Regions from separate parts of the Homo sapiens genome. Here region 2 is linked to region 1. Evidence: read pairs that join two places in POLR2A ChIA-PET (ENCODE). Cell type or tissue: MCF 10A. All regions are shown on one strand. Links, peaks and the distances in the headings refer to the core of each region. The heading gives the core; the rest is flanking DNA.

Evidence for each region. ChIA-PET counts read pairs that join two places held together with the same protein. Peaks named below come from ENCODE experiments on the same cell type or tissue, not always from the same donor. Only the 100,000 strongest peaks of a DNase experiment are listed, where the experiment ranks them.
Region 2: POLR2A ChIA-PET joins it to region 1 with 5 read pairs; 2 of 35 experiments call an interaction of 5 or more read pairs at or near these places.

Annotation. Positions count from the first base shown.
Region 1 is chr7:46,158,472-46,162,861 of GRCh38, forward strand. No RefSeq gene overlaps it. Among named protein-coding and RNA genes, the nearest start is that of IGFBP3, 240 kb to the left of the region's middle. In MCF 10A, for the core only: no CTCF peak of the experiment used is centred there; a DNase peak (open chromatin) is centred at 2,600.
Region 2 is chr7:45,968,433-45,972,822 of GRCh38, forward strand. All of the region lies in intron 1 of LOC102723446 (a long non-coding RNA gene), which reads left to right. Among named protein-coding and RNA genes, the nearest start is that of IGFBP3, 49 kb to the left of the region's middle. In MCF 10A, for the core only: no CTCF peak of the experiment used is centred there; no DNase peak of the experiment used is centred there.

The DNA.
Region 1 (4,390 bases), core at 264-4,263:
CTAATGAGACCTCTATGTATATTTTAATGTGCAAAACTTGCATACTTACCCTTGCAGAAATGTAGAATGCTAGCTTATTGAGAAAACAAATGAAACACTTCACTCATGATAAATTCAACTGTGCAAAGTGCATATGCAGTGACAAATATTTCATAAATTATGAGCGTGGCAACAAAGATGGAGCAGGCTTAATTTTGATGTGGATTGACAGTTGAGAAGACCAGTAATTACTTAGATTGGTTTTTTTCTGCCTCTTTCTCCTGACTGATATATTTCTTATAAATTATAAGAGAAAGGTAATTTTTAAAAATAATAATTATATTGCTTACAGAATTTTCCTCCAAATGGTCATATAAAAATCTCCCTTGGCTGGGTGTGGTGGCTCACACCTATAATCCCAGCACTTTTGGAGGCCGAAGTAGGTGGATCACCTGAGGTCAGGAGATCGAGACCAGCCTGGCCAACGTGGTGAAATCTCATCTCTACTAAAAATACAAAAATTAGCTGGGCGTGGTTGCAGGTGCCTGTAATACCAGCTACTCAGGAGGCTGATGCTGGAGAATCGCTTGAACCCAGGAGGCGGAGGTTGCAGTGAGCTGAGATAGTGCCATTGCACTCCAGCGTGGGAGACAAGAGTGAAACTGTCTCAAAAAAAAAAAAAAAAAAACACTCCCCTAAGCTGCAGGCCAATATAGAGGTGGAGGTGCTTGGGGACCAAGCAATGATGAATTTGAGTCCATAAATATGCAGGGGAAGTCAGTGATGCTTTCTCCTCTAAGACAGATTCATGGTAGTAAAACTCTCAAGGTTAGGATGAACCGCCCACCTGAATCCAAATTCCACATTCCTCACATTGCACAACTCAATTTGAACCCTCTAAAACTCATTTTCATTATCTACAACATGTGCTTATATTCTTTTTCTCACAAGATGTTTGTTAATAGCAAATAGTAAGATGCATGGGAAAGTTCAGCATGAAGGTTAATTACTTTATTGTCCCATGGATATAACAGTGCTATGAATATAGTAGATACTTAATGAAGAGTTGTTTATTATTGCCTTTATCTCTTTCAATGGATATTCTGAAGCATTTTCTAATACTTGAATCAAACATTGGAGAAACTGGTATCAAGTTTTGAGGGGCAATAATAAAGGAGAGATTCCCTGAGTAGGATGCAGGTCTAAGTGCTTTGGGTCTAAGGGCCAATTTTAAGCCCTATGGTGAAGCTGCCCTTCCTACGTGCCCCATTGGGAACAAAAGTGGGGCAGGCTGAGGTTTCCTCATTTGTGTCTTACAGGATCCCATGGGGATAGGTTTTGGTCACAGCCAAAGGTCCTGCTTTGCCCACAGCCTATTAATTTAAATGTTAATCTCATCCAAAACACTCTCACTGACACACCCAGAATAATGTCTAATCCCATATCTGGGCTCTGTGGCCCAGCACATTTGACACATGCAGTTAACTATCACATTGAGCTTCTGGGGAACTCTTCTGTTTAGGCGATATTTTTCCGATACAATTGCTTCCTCTCCCAGTTCACTCCTTGACTCTCCGCCAGTGTCATTGGAGAACGGTGCACCAGCAAGAGGAACAGCAGTCACTCTGTTCCTCAGTGGACATGGGAGCAGTGCTGTCATTGCTCTTCAATGGCTGTTAGCACGTGCTGGTTCTCTTCTCCAAAGCATGCCACACTGCAAGGGTTCTGCTCAAATAACCATCGTGACTGCCAGCTGGGGCCTGGGACTCCAAGATTCTCCATTTACAGACAGGGAAAGTCACAGGGGAGTCAGGATGGCACAGGGATAGAAGCCAAATCTCTCATTGCTGGTCCACAGTTACTTCCTCTGCATCGGCCTTGACTTGGCATGAAATCACTGATGAGACTTCCACGACATGGATGAGGACTCCACTCCTTAGATTTGTCTGATGCAATAGAGAAGAACTAAATTCACCAAGTGTCAGCACTCCATTATCAATACAATTTGAAAAATTAATTCCAAAATCTGTACTATCCCTTTGTGTTCACTTTATGTGCTTGATACCTGAGGAAATACATCATTGACTAAAAAAAAAAAGGTTCTGCCCCCTCTCACTCCTTAAGAACAAGGTCTAGGTTGGTTGCAAAGAGTGAAGAAAGAACAAATACAGATACAAAGACAAACTAAAATTTAGTTACAGTTTAGATAACTAAAATCCTGTCTAGAAGTCTTGAGGAAGAGGGTCCCTGGGCCCATAGTTTGAATCAATGCAGTGATAGAATGTATTGGCCATTTAATCTGCAAACAGGAGTGAAGGATTAGTGTAATCAGGGTAATAGATCGATTTCAGTCTTTTCCTTCTTTAATTAACATCTGGTTATCTGTGAACAATAGCCACATAGTGCAAAGTACTTACTCTGCTTCTTCAAATTTGCCTCCTTTGCTGTCTGAAAATGGATTGATGTGACTAACATTCAGTTACTATGTGGTGTGCTGAAATAGTCATCTCAAGATTTTTTTTCTCCAAGATCATGATTAATGGGACAAATAACATCAAGTCCTGCCCTGGTTTGCCCACTGGCAACAGGAGCATGAGCAGTGCCCTTGCTTGTGGATGACGCACGACTCAGGCACCCAGAGCTGTGGCCCTGCTCGTGCTGCGAAGCCGAGGCCCTGGGCTGGGGCCAAATTTGGCCATGAGCATTTTCACTTTGGGAGATGTCAGGACAAGTTGGCAGGCAGAGGCCACAGTAGGAAGGCCGAGGATCTGATGGCCCAGGCCCCGCTGTTGAAGGGGCCACCAAGGGCTGATGGGCAGCATATGGTGAAGGTAGCAGGACCCAAGGTTTTAGTCCAGGGAGTTAGTTTAAGTCAAGAGGAAAGAAGAGGCATGGAGCCTGGAAGGCGAGTCTGTCCGGTAGCAGAAATGGCTTGATTTCATTTTACGACAGTTCTTAAAACTTTTGTTCTTACTACTTATTTTTTATTTGACAAGTAAAATTGTATATATTTATGGTGTACAAAACCATGTTTTGAAATATGTACACACTGTGGAAGTGCTAAATTCAGCTAATTAGCATATACGTTAGCTTACATAGTTGTCATTTATTTGTGGTGAAAGCTTTTCAAATCTACTCTGTCAGTAATGTTGGAGTGCACAGTATGTTGTTATTAAGTATAGTCACCATGCTGGACCATAGATCTCTTGCTGAATACTTTTGGCTCTTTCTACACAGTAAGCCCCACCTCACAAGGCAATCGCAGGCACACCACAGGCACCAAAGGAGTTCTGGGCCCAGAGGGCAAGATGGAGCTCAGTGCTAGGTGCCACTAGCTGCCAGGTTGGGGCCATCTCCTAAATTTTCAGAGTCTTGTTTCCTCATCTCCACAGCAGGAGTACCAAACTCCACTTCTAGGGCTGCTGAGAGGATTGAGCCAGAAAACAGCCAGGCCCTGGCACAGAGCTCAGTGTGTGGAGTCTGCTGAATCCACCATGTAACCGAATCTGCAGGCGATTCTCCAGGGGAGTGCCAGAAAAATGCTCAACACTTAGGGCTTAAGTCAAAGATGTAACAAATGAGGCTGGAAGGGAACATTCGTATCTTGTATCCATTTATCCAATGGGCTTGGATCCTTACACCACCCCACCAAGTCCTTGTTGTGACTTTATTTGAATGCTAGTGAGCTTGTCATCCCTCCTTCTCCTCTCCCTTCCTTTTAATTTTTTTTTCTTAGCTATTTATTAAACACTTACTACCTGCCAGACAGAGTTAGGCACAAGAGATATCATGGCAAGAGAAACAGAAGTGTACAAAGCCACAGGCACATTTGGAAGGAATGTTAATGTTGCGAGACTTTTCCTTAGCTCAATTAAAGACAGGGTCCTTGTCACACAGCCAGGAAAATTTAGGCTCGTAGATGATTTGAAGAGTGAGAAAAATGGGATTTATTGGGCAAAAAGGGAAAAAAGGGGTAACAGAGACTCTTAGTGAAGCAAGAGAGTGTGCTTTTTGCCTGTGCGCTTCCCACCTCACAGATTGAATCCCAGGTTCCACCCAGGAAGAGGAGGGGCCAGGCTTCTCCCTGCTGCAAACAGCACAGAACTTCTGTGGCTCCACTCTAGTGCACAGACTGGTTGGAGTTTCTCTGGGGGCCCCTTCCCACCTGGCTGTCTCATTTAAGGGATGCATTGTCTCTGGAAGAGGGCTTGAGTCAGCTGAGGTAGTGAGCGCTGGGCAGCTGAGATGAGCTGGGTGTGGGTGGGGCTTGGATGTGATGCCAGACTGCAGTGAGCCCAGAGCTTGAATCCCCACTCATGCTGAAGCCCAGCAGTTCCTGACGTAGAGATGCTGGCTATTTGGAGAAGGCTCTGGGTGTCAGGTAGAAAAATATGTTTAGCATGCTCTTTAA
Region 2 (4,390 bases), core at 284-4,283, 190 kb before region 1:
TATTCCAACAACACAGGAATAGACAGACTCAGATGTGCTGGTTCTCGCTCACCTGCCCTCCCAGCCCTCTCTCCCCGCGGAGGTGAACAGAGCCATTGCCTGGTGAGCCCCTGCAGGCTCCATAAGTGCTGCTTCCATGCCCTTCCTTTAAATGGGCCAAGGGCGGGCTCTATTGATGTAGCAACTTGCTTTCCACAACGTGTCCCGGCTCTTTCTATGTGGGTGGACACACATCTCTTTCATCTTTCAAACTTTCCCCCTTTGCCCCTTTGCCCAGGTATGGTAAGTGTCCAATGGCTACAGAAACTTGATGAATAGACTGTATTAAGCGTCTGATTAGCTATAAATCCTTGTGCCTGGTGTTGGAGATCTGGGGTAGTATCTGTTGCATGCTGACCTTCCCAAGTCAGGATTTCTCTCCCTTCTGATTTGCCTTTTTCTGATTAACGTCCAAACGTGAGGAATATTCAGTTCTCTTTAGATGAAGAATCTCCTCAACTAAGAGTCATCTAGATGGAAGATTTTGAAAATTTAGTTGCAAAGAGATGAGGCTGTGTCCTGTTTTGTATTCTGCTTTCTCTCTTGTGGGAATGTCCCCACCCTTCACGGAGCTGCGCTCCTTCCTCGAGGCCGGCAGGGCGGATGCCAAGTGTTCTGGAGAAACTGAATTAAGGACACATTGTTTTCTACCCCTCTGTGCACTCATTTTGTTTCATATCAGATGATATCATTTTGTTTGGATATATATCAGATTATACCATTAAATCTGAGGGGACCATAAATATCGCAAAGTGAATCCCTGGCTAACATTCTGACCTTGCTTACCTGCCTGGATTCTACACTTAACAGAAAGTAATTTATTCCAGGGGTGACAGGGAATTTCCATGGTGCGAGTGGAGAAGAATTCTGAAGGCTTGCCCATGCTGGCAGGAAGGAGTGTCTTAATGATTAATTATGTCCTCTAGTCACTCTAAGGCCAGTGACAAAGGGTGGGCAAGTATTTGCCATCTTCTGGAGTGAGCAACTGTTGCTACCCTCTTGGGCCCATCCAAAAAGAAACATCCAAGCTCCCGAGGGACAGAGAGATGCACATCACAAAAGCCAGTGGGTGTGCGCTTTATCGCTTAGTGCTTAACCTGGTCATCTACCTGCCAATCAGCTGAAACATACCAATCTACGTGGGAAGCTTCCATTCGTATAGTCCTGCCGCTTCCTGTGGCCGCTGCATATTCAATGCTCCTTGCTGCTTATTTCTGGAATTGAGGTGGCCTCGTGCTTTTATAGGACAGCAATTGACACATTTGCCCTGGCAGCTGAGACAGCCCATGAGGAAAGACGCTTTGGGGTCCACCTGTCCTATTTAGAAACAGTTACACAGTGAGTTAATTTCCAGATGCTGGGTTCATTTTCAGAAAGTCTTTTGGAAGCAGGGAAAAGAGTGGTTTGGAACCCTTGTTCTTTTGGAGTTTTTTGGGGGAATGGAAAATAACCTCTGGGCAGTTCTCTTTGTGTCAGAAGCCTTGTATCAATCACCAAATAGTTATCCAACATTTACCCAGTCTGGAGTGTATGGGGCTCCGGGCCAGAGCCCAGGCACAGAGCCCTAGTTGGGAGGAGCCCACGTTCAGCAGGGCACATGGCAAAAGGTGGTACTCGTTCAGGTCAGGGCTGGGAGATCAGCAGTATAGAGAGACTGGTGTGGCTGCCCAGGCAGGGGGTGGTTGTGCCTGCCTGGGGCATTGGGAAGGCTGCCGAGACCCAGTGACACTTGGGCCTGGCCTTGAAGGTAACTAGGAGTTTGCAAGCTAGAGAGTGAGGGAGAGGAGAGGTTGGGAAGGATGCGCAGAGGCTGTGTTTTGGACTTGGGGAGAATTGGTTGGGTTGAGGGAATGTCCAGAGAGAGATTTGGCAAGGACACTCGGAGACTGGTGTGTGGGTGGCCTCCTGGGCTGCCTTAGACCCTCATCTTCATGCCCTGCTGCTATGAATTTTTTATTATTGTATTTTGTTTCATTTTGACAGGATATTTTGATAGACTTCTAAAAATGGACAGGACTGTTTTTCTAGCCTTTTGTGATAAAAGTGCCCTTTGTGCTAAAAATTCTAGCCCATGGTGTGTTGCATCTGTAGGTCTCTAGCTTGGCCAGGCCTGCTTCTGTTTGGGGTTTCTAGAGCTGATATTCCTCTGCTGAAGGCTTTATAAGCTCAGATGGCATTTCCTGCCCTGAATCCAAGTCTGCCGCTTAAGAATATGCCATTAAAGGCTCACTGGGTTTGGGTTGGAGTGTGGAATTCTCATTCCACTCAGAATGAGCACGGTTGGGCACAGATTGCAAGACCTCTTTTAGATTTGAAGGTCTCAGCTCTTGCACATGGAAATGACTGAGCTCCTGGTGCTGACCTGAGAGCTGACATTGAGACAGAGGAACTGTGGGCACCATCCACATTCACCTGGATCCTGAGTGTGGCTTCTCTTTTCCTCTGCCCTTCTCAGTTTGAAGTTTTTGAAGCTCTCATTTCTTCCTCCAGTTCTGTTTACTTTGCTTTTTATTTCATTTCCTTTATCCAGTCTGTTTCTCCTATTTCTGTGAGAAACTATCCTAGTTCAATCTCTCATTTGAATTCAGTGAAAGCTGTCTGCCTACAGACTCCACGTCTCTTAAACCTCTGCTCCTTGGAAACTCAGATTTCTTCTTCCCTTCAGAGCTCAGTTTCATCAGCACTTCTGGGAGATTGCAATGTTGTCTGCACAGAAAAATGACCCCTTTATTTCAAGGCACTCCTCTCTACCTTCCAGAAGCACGGTTTTGGGTGTGAGCTGCCAGTTACAGTCCTTAGCATGGTTTGCTAAGGTCTGGGCCTGGGCACATGACCCATCCCAAGCCAAAGGCAATCCTTCCCTGGGACTGCATCTGGAGCTGGCGTGGGGCATATATGTTTCTCTGTGGTCCTAAAGCCGCAAGGTCATCGATTTGGAGATGCTTCCAGCCTTGGGGTGGATGAAAGAACTCCTCCCTCAGAGAGTGAATCCATCACCAACCAGGAGAAACACATAAACAAGAGACGTGGGCCTTCACCTTTATATCTAGGCCCATTCCTTTATTGCTCAGTCCTTCAATTCACCCACTCTTTTTACCTTCTCTCCCCCAAACTTTTGCTACAGCATTGCTCCTTTGTGGTACGCTCTTTGGAAGATTTCTGTTGAAACTAGAATGAAATCTCGACTCTCATGTGGTCAACAGGCCTGGCTCCTGCCTGCCTCCCTCCCTGCTCCCTGGGTGTCCTAGACCCATCTTGCAGCATGTTCCTCCCTCAGGGTCCCTTCCCAGCCCTCTTCAGAGAGGCCTTCCCTGGTATGTCCCTGAGGGAAGTCACCCTCCTCACTCTGAATCATCAGGTCCCAGAGATTTCTTTTTAAAGTACTTACATCATTTTATATCTGTACCTGCCTTTGAAATTTACTTGCTTTGTTCCCTCTTTGTCTGTTCCACAAAGAGTTCAGCACCACGGGGAGCCCATCTGTCCAGGACACTGTATCCCTAGCGTTTGGCATGGGTGGGCTCCAGAAACTGCTTGTTGAGTGCACGAATGAGAGTGAGAATACTGGAGAACATCCCCCTGTGGCCAGGGGCTTGTCCCCTAAGCCAGCCAGCTCTGGCTTTCCCAAGGTTACGCTATGTGCACCAATAGCGTCTGGGTGCCATCCTTTCCTGTCTCACTGTGGTGAAATGTGGGTTAAGAAGAATGAATTTCACTGGGTGTGGTGGTTTATGCCTGTAATCTCAGCACTTTGGGAAGCTGAGACAGGTGGATCACTTGAGGTCAGGAGTTCGAGACCAGCCTGGCCAACATGGTGAAACCCCATTTCTACCAAAAATACAAAAATTAGCCAGGTGTGGTGGTGTGCACCTGTAATCTCAGCTACTTGGGAGGCTGAGGCAGGAGAATAACTAGAACCCGGGAGGCAGAGGTTGCAGTAAGCTGAGATCGCACGACTGCACTCCAGCCTGGGTGATAGAGGGAGACTCCGTCTCAAAAAAAAGAAATAAATAAATAAAGAAAAAAGAACAATGAATTTGAGGGGTGTAGTCTTTGGGCTGGGCCCTGAAGGGCACATGGGATTTGGGCCCAAGAGATATTCCCAGCTGGGTGGGGTCTCAGACCTCATAGCCATGTGAAACACCTGAGTCTTAGGAAAGGCCTTTCAGTACACCCCATTCACATTGGCTGCCACTCCCTTCCCCTACCCTCTGATTTATGATCTTTGGCCTCACTTGTTATCTTCCTGATATGAGAAAGCATCTTTTGTTCATTTCCTGCATGGTTGGACCCAAGGTCCGTGAGACCAAAGACAAGGTCCAGCCCAGGATGTGGAACGGCCACAGAGGAT